2 separate regions of the Homo sapiens genome follow, and region 2 is linked to region 1. A link is a contact called in ENCODE Hi-C data. All regions are on one chromosome and are shown on one strand. Each heading gives the region's core, a stretch centred on a gene start or an enhancer-like site at or near the end of the contact. The rest is flanking DNA. Distances are from core to core; before and after follow the strand shown.

Region 1 (7,592 bases), core at 2,552-5,051:
GTTTCACCATGTTAGCCAGGCTGGTCTCGAACTCCTGACCTCAAATGATCCTTCCAACTCGGCCTCCCAAAGTGCTGGGATTATAGGCATTAGCCACTGTGCCTGGCCCTGGATTGGTTATTGACCATACAGAATTCACTCTGAGTCCCAGCTGATTCTAATGGGTGGGGTTTTTTTGTTTGTTTTAATTTTAGTTTATTTTTCTTTTTTTTGGAGACAGGGTCTCACTCTGTTGCCTAGACTGAAGTGCAGTAGTGTGGGGATCCTCCTGCCACAGCCTCCTGAGTAGCTAGAACTACAGGTGTACACCCCCATGCCTGGCTAATTTTTTATTTTTTGCAGAGACTGTGATCTCACCATGTTGCCCAGGCTGGTCTCAAACTCCTGCCCCAAGTGTTGGGATTACAGGCACGTGAGCAAGCACACACGACCCTAATGGGTGTTTCCATACTTCCTCACTACATCCCCCACTCAGAGATTGATAATTTAAGCTTTTCAGTATCCCTACCAAATACTGATAGTAATTAAACCCTTCCTTGAACCCCTCGCAGATGGTATCTGTGAAAATAAAATAAGAAAATCAATGGGGAAGTGCTTTGAAAATTATGCATTGCTAAGTAAACTGAAGGGCCCTGGGATGTGTCTGCAGTGAGAGGGTTTGAACTCTGCATCTGGTAATGGGAGCTTTCGGAGACTGCTCTTCCTGCTGTGACCACCCTAAGTTGGGAGACAGAAATGTTTCAAGAATACAGGGAAGGTGAAGTTGCTATAGTGAATGGGGTGGTTAACAAAATAATATGTGCTGAAAATCTCTCAAAACAGAAAGGTCAAAATGCTTTCATTATTGAGTGCTTTAAAAATGATTTAAAAATAGTTATTCAAGGCTGGGCACGGTGGCTCACGCCTGTAATCCCAGCACTCTGGGAGGCCAAGGCAGGTGGATCATCTGAGGTTGGGAGTTTGAGACCAGCCTGACCAACATGTAAAACCCCGTCTCTACTAAAAATACAAAAAAAATTAGCCAGGTGTGGTGACACATGCCTGTAATCCTAGCTACTCGGGAGGCTGAGGCAAGAAAAGCGCTTGAACCTGGGAGGCGGAGGTTGCGGTGAGTCAAGATCGCGCCATTGCACTCCAGCCTGGGCAACAAGAGCAAAACTCCATCTCAAAAAAAAAAAAAAGTTATTAAAGCCAGGCGCAGTGGCTCACGCCTGTAATCCCAGCACTTTAGGAGGCTGAGGCAGGAGGACTGCTTGAGCCCAGGAGTTCAGACCAGCTTGGGCATCATAGCGAGACCTAGTCTCTACCCAAATAATAATAATAATAATAATAACAAAAAATTAGCTAGGTGTAGTGGTGCCAGCTGTGGTCCCAGCTACTCAGGAGGCTGAGGTGGTGGGATGATCCCTTGAGCCCAGGAGGTTTCAGGTTGCAGTAACAACTGTACTCCAGCCTGTGTAACAGAGCGTGACCCTGTCTCAAAAAAAACCAAAAAAGTCGCTCATTCATTCCTGTCTTACTAACGGATGTGGAAATGAGAAGTTCCATCTTTGCCTGGAGGAAGTGTAGAATACACAGAGCAGAGAATATACAATGATAGCTACCATTTCTTGAAGACCTACTGTGAGCCAGGGACAGTGTTAGGGGCTTTCTACATATTATCTTATTTAATACAAGCAATCATCTTGAAGGCAGGAATTGATATCTTCAACAATGAGTAATTAACTACCAGAGAGGTAAAGGGAGTTTGTCCAAGGTCACCCATATAAATGCAAGAGTCAAAATTAAAATCCACGTCTGCCTGAATGCCAAAGCTCAAGTACTCTCCAACACTAATAAGGTGAGAGTAATCCATTCACTGAAAAAAATATTTGAGTGCCTCAGGCCGGGCGCGGTGGCTCACACCTGTAATCCCAGCACTTTAGGAGGCCGAGGCAGGTGGATCACGAGGTCAGGAGATCGAGACCATCCTGACTAATACAGTGAAACCCCGTCTCTACTAAAAATACAAAAAAATTAGCCGAGCATGGTGGCGGGAGCCTGTAGTCCCAGCTACTCGGGAGGCTGAGGCAGAAGAATGGCGTGAACACAGGAGGCTGAGCTTGCAGTGAGCTGAGATCGTGCCACTGCACTGCAGCCTGGGCGACAGAGCAAGACTCTGCTTCAATAAATAAATAAATACATAAAAATAAAAAAACTGAGTGCCTCTTTTGTTCCAGACATTGTTCTGAGTGCTAGTGATATAAAAGTGAAAAAACAAAGTCCTTGTCTCATGGGGCTCATGCTGTAGTGGAGAAAGACAATAAAAATGTAGTATGTCAGATGGTGATAAATGCTGTGAAGGAAAATTAGGATGGGGTGCGTAGGATTACTATTTTAACCAGAATGGTCAGGGAAGACTCTGATCATGTGAAGTCTGAGCAGACGTACAAGACTTGGAAGAAACAGAACTGGCACAAAGAAGAACTTCCTCCTTTGCCTACCTATGGGTTCAGTTTGGAAAAGAGGGGGCGGGATGGGAGTGCAGGTGTTAATGGAAACTATATGCTCAAAATCAGAAGACCTGAGCATTACTTTACTCCAGGTGATTTACTGGCAAATCTTTTCACCTTTGAGCCTCAATTCCCTTCACTGTAGACGGGAATAACAGTTCTTGCCCAGCTTCTCACACACAGCTGCCATGAGGATCAGATGAGATGACCCACTTGAAAGCCCTTTAAAAATAACACAATCAGGGCCAGGCGCAGTGGCTCACGCCAGTAATCCCAGTACTTAGGGAGGCTGAGGCAGGTGGGTCGCTTGAGGTCAGGAGTTGGAGACCAGCCTGGCCAACATGGTGAAACCCCGTCTCTACTACTAAAAATACAAAAATTAGCCAAGCGTGGTGGTGCGTGCCTGTAATCCCAGCTACTCGGTAGGCTGAGGTGGGAGAATCGCTTGGACCAGGGAGACGGAGGTTGCAGTGAGCCGAGATGGCGCCACTGCACTCCAGTTTGGGCGGCAGAGTGAGATTCTGTCTCAAAAAAAAAAAAAAAAAAAAGACCGGAAGTCAACTCTTCAAATAAAATGTATTCCTATCTCAGGTGCAGTAGTTACCCTAAACATCTTTTTGAAAGGCCGCCCAGGCTGAAAAAAGAGATAGGCTAAACTAAATAAGCATAAGTTTCATAATATGCCTCTGCTGAAGATTCTTGGGTAATTTACACCAGTCAAAAATTGTGGGCCGGGCGCGGTGGCTCACGCTTGTAACCCCAGCATTTTGGGAGGCCGAGGCGGGCGGATCGCCTGAGGTCAGGAGTTAGAGACCAGCCTGGCCAACGTGGTGAAACCCCGTTTCCACTAAAAATACAAAAATTAGCTGGGCATGGTGGCGGGCGCCTGTAATCCCAGCTACTCGGGAGACTGAGGTAGGAGAATTGCTTGAACACAGGAGACGAAGGTTGCAGTGAGCCGAGATCGCGCCACGGCACTCCGGCCTGTGAGACAGAGCGAGACTCCGTCTCAAAAAAAAAAAAAAAAAAAAAGTGTGTCGTGTGCTTCAACTAAACTAGGAAAGAAGTCTTGGGATTCTAATCTTTAACTCTAATCGCCACGCCCCTTCACCCGAACTCTATTTCCCAATATGCCCCGGGCTTCTATAATCCCGCAGTCATTGTGACGCAATCCCACAGCCTTCTGGGAAACGTAGTTTATTTATTCTCCAGCTGGGGAAAGGCTTAGGGCTGTGGACTACCTCTCCCGTGAGGTAGTGCGCAACTCCACCCTGTTCGCGGCGTCTTCGAACGCGCCGCGGCAGCCATGTTGGACGTGGTCAGCACAGGGGCCGGCACCACGGGGTTATCGAAGCAGCTGTCAAGATGCTGGGGTCCCTGGTGTTGAGGAGAAAAGCACTGGCGCCACGGCTACTCCTCCGGCTGCTCAGGTCCCCAACGCTCCGGGGCCATGGAGGTGCTTCCGGCCGGAATGTGACTACTGGGAGTCTCGGGGAGCCGCAGTGGCTGAGGGTAGCCACCGGGGGGCGCCCTGGAACATCGCCGGCCTTGTTCTCCGGACGTGGGGCAGCCACCGGGGGGCGCCAGGGAGGACGCTTCGATACCAAATGCCTCGCGGCTGCCACTTGGGGACGCCTTCCTGGTCCCGAAGAAACACTCCCAGGACAGGACAGCTGGAACGGGGTCCCCAGCAGGGCCGGACTGGGCATGTGCGCCCTGGCCGCAGCGCTGGTGGTTCATTGCTACAGCAAGAGTCCGTCCAACAAGGGTGATTATGAGATCTGGGTTTGAGGAAGGGAGAGGCGGGAAGATTGTCCTAACTTCGTATCTTAGGAGGGTGGGAGGTACTTATAGGTTTAGATCCTTAGAGCCTAAGTCTTGGAGGGACTCAGACATCATCTGGTTACAGGGGCAGGGTGTTGCCCTAGAGACCTCATCACCTCGGAGTTGTATAATCTCGTACCATAGATCCGCTTCCCCTCTCTGGGCATCATTTTATCCATCTGTACAATGGGGATATTGGACTAAACATCTAATATTATAGCATGGTCCCCTTATGTTTCTCATATTCTGCCTGGTCCAATTCCTCTTTCCTGAGATCTCCAGGAAACGGAAATTATGGGGTGTTTTAAGGGCAACCGCCAGATGGTTTAGAGAAGTTGCCAAACCGCTCCCCCCTACCCCCCGCCACCAAAGGTGCCAGAGTCAGGAACAACCTGACTCGGTTCTAATGCCAGCTTGACCTCAATTTATTTATTTATTTATTTATTTATTTATTTATTTATTTATTTATTTATTTCTGAGATGGAGTCTTGCTCTGTCGCCAAGCTGGAGTGCAGTGGCGCAATCTCGGCCCACTGCAACCTCCGCCTCCCGGGTTCAAGCTATTCTCCTGCCTTAGCCTCCCAAGTAGCTGGGACTACAGGTGCGGGCCACCACACCCAGCTAATTTTTGTATTTTTAGTTGTTGGTCAGGATGGTCTCGATCTCTTGACCTCCTGATCCACCCGCCTTGGCCTCCCAAAGTACTGGGATTACAGGCGTGAGCCACCGCGTCTGACCAATTTCTTTATTTATATAGTGAAGGATAGTTTCCCAACATTTTTACAGTACTGTTATTTTGACTCTTTTTGGAGTTCAGCGGCCTGAGTCTGTCAGTCTCAGGATTTTGCTGTGTCTGGTCTCACATGCTGTGAGGTGATCTTGCCATGTGGGATAGTTGGCAGGAGAAGGAAGGTGGATTCCTGGAGGCCCAAGGGCAACTGCTGGGGGACTGGCTGATCCCGATTAGCATCTCATTTGGATCCGGGGAGCTAAGCAGCAGCTGAGAGAGTGGACAGAGAGCCAGACTGATGACCTATGTGAGTCCAGCCATTCAGGTTCTTAGTTGTTCCTCAAGAAGAAAGACTGAGGCATGGTGTCCATAGATTCCATGCACCCCAAGCTCTGAGAATTTGGAGCAAGAGTTGGGGAGTAGGGAGTGCCTTGACTTTGATTCGTTTGATGTGGCCAATTGTAAAGGAAGGACTTTGGTCTGGGAGAGACAACACTGGGGATCTTGTTTTGGTTCTGTGTCTAACTCTCATTGTGAATTTGGACTTTTGCTTCTCCTCACGGGTCCTCTGTTTCCTCATCTACAAAATGAGGGTTTTGAAATAGACACTAAGGGCATCGAGCTTAGGCATGTTGTAATCCTATAACTTCCAGCATTTTTGGGGGTACCCACTGTGTGTCTAGTTTTAGGCTAGGTGTGTGGGAAGTCCTAACTTAACACAAAATCAGTCAAGGGGACAGTGCAGGCAGTTGGAATGTAGGGCTGGTGAGTGGTGCTATGTGTCGTTGGGGGATCAGAGGGCCAGTAGGGTCAGGAAAGCCTTTCTGGAGTATTGGAGACCCCAGAGGATGGGAAATTTGAACTTGAGTTCTGAAGGATGAAGTAGAAACGGAAAGGGGAGTGATCTTTTGAGCCCCATGAGAGCAGGAAATGTATCTTCTCTTTTGTTTTTTCAGGTTATACTAGCAACTTTCCCGAATACCTAGACATCATTTGCCCACCACAGTGTCTGGAACTTAGTAGGTGCTCAGTAAATGTGTGAGAGTTGGATTATATTCCATGCAAAGGCTTCAGGGAATGGAAATAACAGTTTCGGGGCACCATGGTGTGTGCAGGGGCCAGCAGAGCAGCCAGCTTGGTTGGAGGATAAGGTCTTTGGAATTAGATGAGAGCAGATGGAGTGGGGCCTGGATGCCAGTCAGGGGTGGGGTAGGTGAGGGTGTTGGAATTTCTTCTGTAGGCAGTGGAGAGTTATGGAAGGTTCATGAGCAGGGAATGTTCTGAGTCCAGTGTATTTGGTGAGGTCTTGCCTAAGAAGTTCCTGGGGGTTCCCAACTGGACTTTATGGCCTATGAACTCCAGCAAGAATACCAGGGTCTATTTACCAAAATAGATAATGGTCAAAGCCGTGACCAGTTCCTGCTGGAACTGACTTGCCAGCTACCCTGTCCCCTGACTTAGAGTTTTGACCCTCAGTGCAGTGTGGTAGAAACTGAACCCTTTTAGAAGCCAGGAGGCCCTGGTTCTTAGCTCATTCCTCACTCTGTAACCTTGTAGAAGCCACATTTTTTTCTGCAGAGTGAAGGGAGAGTGGATATAGCCATCTCTAAGGAAGGCTTGATCCCCTCCCAGCTGGTGGCTGTCTGAGCCATGCTTGGGTATGTGCTTTAGGTACATCCGGTAAGGTAAGTAGAAAGGACCTGTCCCTGGAATCTAGGCCAGGAGGCATCAATGTCTGAACCACAGGACTGGCTTTCATATGCATGATAAGGTGTATTGTACAGATAAGGAAACTAAGGCTCAGGAGGTTAGATAGGTGGGCTAGGTTATACAGCAAATAAGCGACAGAGCTGGGCTAGACCCCAGGTCTGACTGTCTCCAGATCCTGCTCTTTCACTCTACTCCAGTGCATTTGCTCATGAGTGAGTCTTTTGGCTGGACTGAGAGTTCCCTGAGTCAGGGCTGGCTATGAATCCGCCCACTGCCCAGCAGTGTAGCTCAGAACCAGGCTGGGCACAGAGGGCTCCATGTACCTGGTATTGAGCTATTTGAAAAGATTGTGCCTCTCCTGTTGACTTTTGAGTTTTTCTGAGTCAGTCCAATTTTCTTTATGGCCACAAGGTGGTGGCAACAGCCTGCAGGCTGCCCAGACCAGGCCAGACGCACTTAGCTAGCGTTGCTTTTCTCCTAGGCTTAGTGTCTCCTCTGCTTTGGGTCTCCCTTCCCTGGGCTCAGCACTGGGGAGTTTGCAGACGTCTCAACTGTCATTTCATCTCCTTGACATCCTTGTGAAGCTGGCAGGGCAAGGAGTTTTGTCTATGTTTTACAGTCAGGAAAGCTGTGGTTGAGAGAGAGAGGAGCTGTCATGGTCACGTGGTGAGTAGTGGGAGTGGAATGGAGCTAGATCTCAAAGACTCCTAGTTGAGACCTCTCCATCCTCAGAGAGGCCTACACCCTGCTTGCTCCTCTCCATTCTACCTTTCCTTTTGGGTTTATGACTTGACATCAAGATTCAGAACTGGGTTGAAGAACTGGAGTTGAGGGAG
Region 2 (7,592 bases), core at 3,467-5,966, 3.4 Mb before region 1:
TAGCTGGGCATGGTGGCACAGCCTGTGATCCCAGCTATGCGGAAGGCTGAGGTGGGAGGATTGCTTGAACCCGGGAGGGGCAGGTTGCAGTGAGAGGAGATTGCACCACTGCATTCCAGCCTGGGTGACCAGAGTAAAACTGTCTCAAAAATCAAAAACAAAACAAAAAAAAAGTGTAAAAAAAATGTGTCACTAGTTCTTGCTCAAATTACAGTAAAGTAAGATCACATAGAAGCAAAAGGAGACAAAATTAAGTAGTAGTCCCATCTGACACAGTCAAGGGGCTGATATGGACTATAGTTAGTACTCATACATGGAAAAGTTCAGGTGTTTGCAGTGTTAACTTTTTAAACATTACAGCCACTTCTAGAATCAACAGGACTTAATGAAGATTGAAATAAATGAGTCAATAATAACAAGGATACTCTCTATCCTAAAATGAAAATACACCTTAGTAAGGTGGTTCTCAACTAGGGGTAATTTTGCCCCCTAAGAAACATTTGGCCATGTCTGAACTCATTTTTGATTGTCAGGACTGGGGAGGTGCTGCTGATATCTTGGGATGTGGCTAAACATGTAACAGCCCATCTTCACTCCAAAATGTCAACAGTCCCAAGGTTGACAAACCCCATCTTAGAAGAAGGTTGGGAGCCACTGAATCTATGTTTTGAGATAACTTGATCATAAAAATCCTAAACCAACCGGGCTTGTTTATTTGTTTAGAAATATTGATACCAGCCGGGCGCAATGGCTCACACTTGTAATTCTAGCACTTTGGGAGGCCGAGGTGGGAGGATCACAAGGACAGGGGTTCCAGACCAGCCTGGCCAACACAATGAAACCCCGTCTCTACTAAAAATACAAAAATTAGCTGGGCGTGGTGGCAGGTGCTTGTAATCCCAGCTATTTGGGAGGGTGAGGCAGGAGAATCGCTTGAACCCAGGAGGCAGAGGTTGCAATAAGCCAAGATCGCGCCACTGCACTCCAGCCTGGGCAACAGAGCTAGACTCCATCTCAAAAAAAAAAAAAAATTGATACCTTGCCAACTAGTACGGGATGTATTAAAATGTATGGTTTTGAAAGTATTATTTAAAGGAAAGTTAACAACTGACATTCCAATTTATCTAAATATTTGAAATTTTGTAAAAGCAAAAAAAGGCAACAAAGTAATACTTAAAAAAAAAACATTAGACATACACAGATACTCCATGACTCTCACAAACAATACTGAGTAAAAGAAACCAGACACAAAAAAATACATTTTGCACAACTCCATTTATATAAAGCTCAAGAACAGGCAAAAACTGATCTTTTACATTAGAAATCAGAAAAGTGGTTCCTTTAGAGAAAAAGGAAAAACAGAGATGGAAGAGAACATAGGAGGACTTCCAGGATGTTAATAATTTTGGGGTTTTTGGGGGGTTTTTTGTTTGTTTGTTTGTTTGTTTGTTTTTAGATAGAGTCTCACTCTGTCACCCAGGCTGGAGTGCAGTGGCGCAATCTCGGCTTACTGCAACCTGCGCCTCCCAGGTTCAAGCAATTCTCTTGCCTCAGCCTCCCAAGTAGCTGGGATTACAAATGTGCGCCACCACATCTGGCTTTTTTTTTTTTTTTCTTTTTTTTGTACTTTTAGTAGAGACAGGGTTTCAGCATGTTGGCCAGGCTGGTCTTGAACTTCTGGCCTCAAGTGATCCCCCCACCTCAGCCTCCAAAAGTGCTAGGATTACAGGTGTGAGCCACTGCGCCCAGCCAAAATTTTGTATCTCTTAATCTGGGTAGTACTTACATAACTGTTCCCTTGGTGACAATTCATCCACTGAATACTGATAATCTGTGTACTTTACTATATACAGATAAAACTTCAACAAAATTTTATTGATATTATTTATACACTAAAAATCTGAGCATTTTGACCCCAAAAGATAAATTGATGTCAACTGCAAAAGTAAAAGTGCTTTGTTATATAGGCTGCCTTCCAAGAATTCAAGGTTGACACCCCCAGAAAGATGTAAATAGCATACTCGGCACTCATATAGCATTCAGCTGTACACTTAAGCCACTATATATCCCTCGGCACCAATCCAAAAATTTCACAAACACTAACAAATGAGGCTGAAATTATTCCATCAACAGTTTGTTTGCATTAGTTTTCCCAGTGTTAAACTGTGAACTGTTATCAGAGAATAGGCTCCATGAAGTAAATGATGCTTTCTCTTTCCTAATCCCACACACTCTCGAAGCTCCCCCAAACTAAAACCTTCTTGGCCCCTGAACTCCTTAGGACTTCTCCAGGGTGTTTCTAACGGTGCTCCCTATTCCCTCTCCCAGTAACCACTCTCACACTCTACCTCCCACACATACAAAAACTCACATTAATGCTCACTCCAGAGACGTGTCTCCCTCCCTAGCCAGACTTCTACCCTCTCCCTGTATCTCACAACACAATCCAAACCCCCACTACCCTCAAACTCCCACTATTCAGAAATTCCCTGCCAACAGCATCACAAAACCAGGGCACATGGTATCTTTTCAATCCTCTTCGGTAGTAGTCACACAAAAAGCCGTTGCTACTGTAAGCTCTTCTGCCTGCCTATTCAAAGGCAACCACAGTGGTTATTATCTCCAACTCTTCTCTTCCCTTTAGCCCCCGCCTCCTTTACTGCACTCAAATCCATTTCACTTTTCAACCACTCTCTCCCCTACAACCTCTCCCTTCCTCTTTCTGAATCCTTCCTAAGTCCCACTGGTAGCTGATGGAAAGTTGGAGGGGTGTATGAAAGAACTCACTCTGTCCTGTGTAAAGGTGGTGGAGGAAGGCTGCCCAAGTCTCAAGCACGTGCATGGCTGCAGAGTCAGACACTGGATTCTGCAACCCAGCCCCACCACTTACTAACTGGAAGGCTCTGGACAAGCCTCAGTTTCCTCAACTGCCAAATGGGGGTAATAAAAACAGCTATCTCACAGAGTTGTGAAAATTCAGTGAACTAATGGCCACTGAGCCCTTTGCACAAATCCAACACGGTAAGTTCTCAGTAAATGACAGTTTCTCTAGATCCTCTTCTTGGCAGGAGGAATAAAGGGAGAGGGTGAAAGGTATTCTTTAGGTCTCTTTAATGCTAAGATTCCTGCAAAATCTCCCCTTGGGGGACAGAAGGAAGGCAACCGATATAAGGAGGGAAGTACTCTACAGATATGTGAGTGAAACAAAGAGTTTTGTCACATCTCCAAAGTCAGTGTTTCCCCCTTCTTATCTTCCTACAACGCAGAGCCAAGAAGTCCTCAAAGCCCTTCCTAAAGGATGGAGGAACACATGAATATATACATCAAATCCTCCTTCCACAGAGACTCACTGAAGGGAATGAAGAAGGAAAAAGTCCTCCTAATTATTAAGATGCGTTCCTTGGGACTCGGAGAATTAGGAAGGAAACCCCCAAGTCTTGAATACATTTCTCTAAAGAGGCCGAATACTTAATAATCAGGGGAGATTAAAGCAAATGGTAGACACCCTAAAGTCTCCTCCAGGGCTCTTGCACGAAGAGTACAAACTGGTTTCTCCGTAAGCGGGGATGGCCAGGTGGGGAAAGAAAGGAAAAGTGCTTTCACTATGGCCCGTGGGACACAGGGGGTTCCCCGGGTCCCTTCCTGGGCGGAACGAGGGAGAGGGTCTGCGCGGGGCAATCCCCGGCTCCCTGCGTTGGGGGAGGCGGCCTCGGGCCGGGGCCCCAGGGACTTGAGCTGGCTGGCTGCTTGTCCCTTAACAAGCCCATCTCCTGTAACGGGATTCTCCTAGGACTCCGGGATCTCCCGGAGGTTCGGCCATCACTGGACCCCTCCCCGCACAAACCTCCTGACAGTCTTCCTCAGTCCCGCGAGCCCTCCGGGTCCCTGCTCTGGGTGTCCCGGCTCGCGGGGTCAGCCCGGAGCCAGCAAGCTCTCCACGCGGGCCTGCCCGGGTCCCTCCCGAGTGCTGCGAGCCGCGCGGGCTTACCTGCTGAGACGGCAGCTCCACATGCAGGGCCCGCGCGGCAGAACCGGGAGGCAGAGCAGCGGCCGGGCCCGGGGGTGGCTGGGGGACGGGGCCCCCGACCGACGCGGAGGCGCTCATCTCGATCCAGGGGCCGCCAAGCGGCGGGGCGGGCACTCTTCCGGCATCCGCCGCCGCCCCCTTGCCACCACCTACCAAGCCCCTGCAGCCTAGAAACCCGCCACCCGAGAGGCACTACTGCTCAGCCCAGACAGTAGCCGCCGCCGCTGCCGCCGCTGCCGCCGTTGCCGCCGCTGGCTAAGGAAGAGCCATATTACCGCAGTGCAACCCCTCCACCCCGCTGAGACCCGGAGCGCTCATTGGCTTAGCCCTCAAGGGGGCGGGACCCAACGGCAGAAAAGGGGCGTGCTATTGGGTAGAAGGTCTGTCCATCGCTGGCATTACTGGACTTGGGGGCGGAGGGACTCAAGGATGGCCTCAATTGCGTCTGTCAAGCCGGGGTGAAACCTGGGGCGTTGCTTCTTTTTTTCCCAGTCTAATTGGTTCTTTTACTACCAACGGGCAGAGTCTCCTGGTGGAGGCGGAAGGGCCATTGCAAGAGGTCGCTGTCAATTGTCAGTAAAGGGAAAGAGGGGTGGGGTCTTGATTAGGTAGAGCGCGCTTCTGGGCTCCGGTGTCACGTGCAGGAGGCGGGAGAGTCACCTGATTAGGGAGAACCGGTCTTCTGAGCCACTTCCGCCCTCACTGGTTGCCGTGGTAACAGGCCTCCGGTGGAGGGCGGGGACCCTCGGAAGCCAGCTGGGTGGCGATCGCTTGTCTGCCTTGGCAGGCCCCTTGTGCAGTCTTTTCCCGGCGTGAGCGTGCAGGGATTGAAAAGGAATGCTTTATGGTTCAGCAGAGAGCCACCACGCAGGATGCACTGGGACCTGAGAACCGTCGGGCAGTCCCACGAGCTCTTTCATGACCAGCTCCAACCGACAAGTACACGCCCCTTCGCACTCCACTAGCTAGTAAGCTGAGCTACAAGGTGTGCCAGGCACCCAGGACGCCGATTCACCGCTTCAGGTGGGCTGTTTGTGCTGTGTCCCCAGAAAGCCTTTGCTACTTATCCATCAGTCTTAGCTGGGGCAGGAGTCCCTTCTTCCAAAAGGCTTCTCTGAGCCTCTCTGGGACCTTGAGTTAGGAATTTTGACCCTACCGTGGGTCTGGATTATTCTATTAATTTTTTTTAACAGTGCCTCATTCTTTCGCCCGGGCTGGAGTGCAGTGGCAAAATCACGGCTCATTGCAGCCTCGACCTCCTGGGCTCAAGTGATCCTCCCACCTCACCCTCCTAAGTAGCTGGGAATACAGGCACATGCCACCAGGCCCAGCTAATTTTAAAATTTTTTTGTAAAGATGGGGTTCTGGCCATATTTCCCAGACTAGTCTCAAACTCCCAGGCTCAAGCGATCCTCCAGTCTCGGGCTCCCAAAGTGTTGGGATTACAGGCATGAGCCACCAGGCCTGGCCACATTGTCTTTTAACACATGTAAGCAGCCACCCTCCTTCCCACACACACACAAAATACTGTGAATTCTTCAAGCAAAAGGACTTTGTCTGATTCATCTCTGGATCCCCAGTGCCTGACAGAGAATCAGGAAATTTTTTTTTTTTTTTTTTGCAGTGAAGGCCCAGCTCAAATGCCACCTCTTCCATGAAGACTTCCGTGATCCACAATGATAGCATCTCCAGCAATTGCTTCTATAATGAATAGCATGAGTCATTCTGCAGGATGTTGATCTTCCTTTTTTTACTCCTAGACTGAATTTTTCCACCACCTGGATGAACATAGCAGAAAGAACATAGTGTTTTAGAGTCAGACACAATAGGAATCAGGCACTTTGGAATCTTGGCTCTACCACCTTTGAGCTATGTATCCCAAGGCAAGTCACTTCCCCTCTCTCAGCTTTAAAATAGTAATAGGATTGCTGTAGGGATTAAAGTAAATCAACATATGTAAAGTGCCCACACAGGACCTGGCATATAGTAGTTGCATTTTAAATTTTTTAAACAAAATGTAAGCATACTATCTTTCCAGGGTGTTCAGAAGCCTGAAAAACACCTTGGATCTTTTCTCAGAGCTGGATCACAAAGATGTCACACTGTCTCCTGTTCTGACACACTGAGTGGTTCCTCATGGCTGGAGCCTGGGGCGTGTGGTCAGGTGTTTGTTGAGAAAGGAGTCGCTTGATCAGGTGTTTGTTGAGAAAGGAGTCACTGGGAAATCCCAAATATTATCTGATTGAACTCATGTGGTGCCAAGATCTGGGGGAATTTCACAGAAAACACATTTCTGTTTCTAAGCTGTATTAGTTTTCTGAGGCTGCCATAACACATTATCACAATTCTTGCTTGAGCCCAAGAATTTGGGACCAGCCTGGGCAACATGGCAAAACCTTGTCTCTACAAAAATACAAAAATTAGCCCAGCATGTCGTTTTCACCTATAGTCCCAGCTACTGAGGAGGCTGAGGTGGGAGGATTACCTGAGCCTGGGGAGGTTGAGGCTGCAGTGAGTCAAGATCATGCCACTGTACTCCAGCTTGGGCAACAGACTGAGACCCCATATCAAAAACAAACGAAGAGTGATCATCCAGTTACTCACTGCTGGGTCTGAGGGAAGCCCAAAGGCAGTGGGAGCCAGAGAAAATAGTTGAGAGTCAGATTTCACAGTGGAGGTGACATTGAAACAGGGTATTGAAGGGCCAATAAGAGTTCACCAAGTCAGGAGAGAGGGAGGAAAGGACATTCCAGCAGAGAGCAGGATCTATTCTTTCCACAAGCCTTTACTGAGGTTCACCTTTGCACAGGCTAGCTACTGGGTTCTGGAAATGCAGAGCTCAAGTAAACAACCCTTCTCCCACTTTTCCCAAATGCCGAAAACATTAGGAGAACTAGGACTCTCATCCCTAGGGGCATTGGGAAGAACTCAAAAGCCTGCTGCTTGCAAAGTATTCAAGATGATGTAAAGCATTTAACACACTGTCTGGGAGATAGTACATTTTTAATAAATACTAGCTGTCATTATTTTCATATGTCCTATTTCATTCTAAAAACTTTTCTTTCTTGTTTTTGAGACAGAGTCTCTCTCTGTGACTCAGGCTGGAGTGCAGTGGTGCGATCTCAGCTCACTGCTACCTCTGCCTCCCAGGTTCAAGTGATTCTCCTGCCTCAGCCTCCCAAGTAGCTGGGACTACAGGCATGCACCACCACACCCAGCTAAGTTTTTTTGTATTTTTAGTAGAGACAGGATTTCACCATGTTGGTCAGGGTGGTCTTGAACTCCTGACCTCAAATGATCCACCCACCTCAGCCTCCCAAAGTGCTGGGATTACAGGCATGAGCCACCGCGCCCGGCCCTAAAAACTCTTTTATTATTGGGATCCTATTTCATAATATGGCTGATTGTTTCAACATAAAAATATTTTAAATCACAGAATTAAATTATTATAATATTTACATAGTGCTATATATCCCCCAGAGAAACATATATCCAAGTTTAGAGAACATAGATTATAAGGTGGCCAAATGCAATGTATATGCAATGATAGAAGGGGTCCAAGGTC

Evidence for each region. A loop is a pair of places that touch in the nucleus more often than their neighbours do. Pooled maps may share reads with other maps.
Region 2: a loop to region 1 is called in a map of CD4-positive, alpha-beta T cell, with 6 times the contacts of the local background. The contact joins the promoter of UVRAG-DT here to the promoter of CLPB in region 1. A Hi-C loop is called at or near these places in 2 of 168 maps with a recorded cell type or tissue (CD4-positive, alpha-beta T cell and naive thymus-derived CD4-positive, alpha-beta T cell) and 8 of 50 pooled maps.

What each region holds. Positions count from the first base shown.
Region 1 is chr11:72,430,740-72,438,331 of GRCh38, reverse strand. It overlaps CLPB (ClpB family mitochondrial disaggregase), which reads left to right and starts at 3,801. Exons shown (of 16, transcript NM_001258392.3): 1 at 3,801-4,260. The coding sequence starts at 3,858. RefSeq lists a silencer at 1,389-1,438 and enhancers at 2,850-3,656, 3,720-4,179.
Region 2 is chr11:75,811,921-75,819,512 of GRCh38, reverse strand. UVRAG-DT (UVRAG divergent transcript) reads left to right here and starts at 4,716. Exons shown (of 2, transcript NR_144531.1): 1 at 4,716-5,050; 2 at 5,652-5,999. UVRAG (UV radiation resistance associated) reads right to left here and starts at 4,303. Exons shown (of 15, transcript NM_003369.4): 1 at 3,989-4,303. The coding sequence starts at 4,105. RefSeq lists a silencer at 3,980-4,179 and enhancers at 4,475-4,769, 4,640-5,069, 4,993-6,192.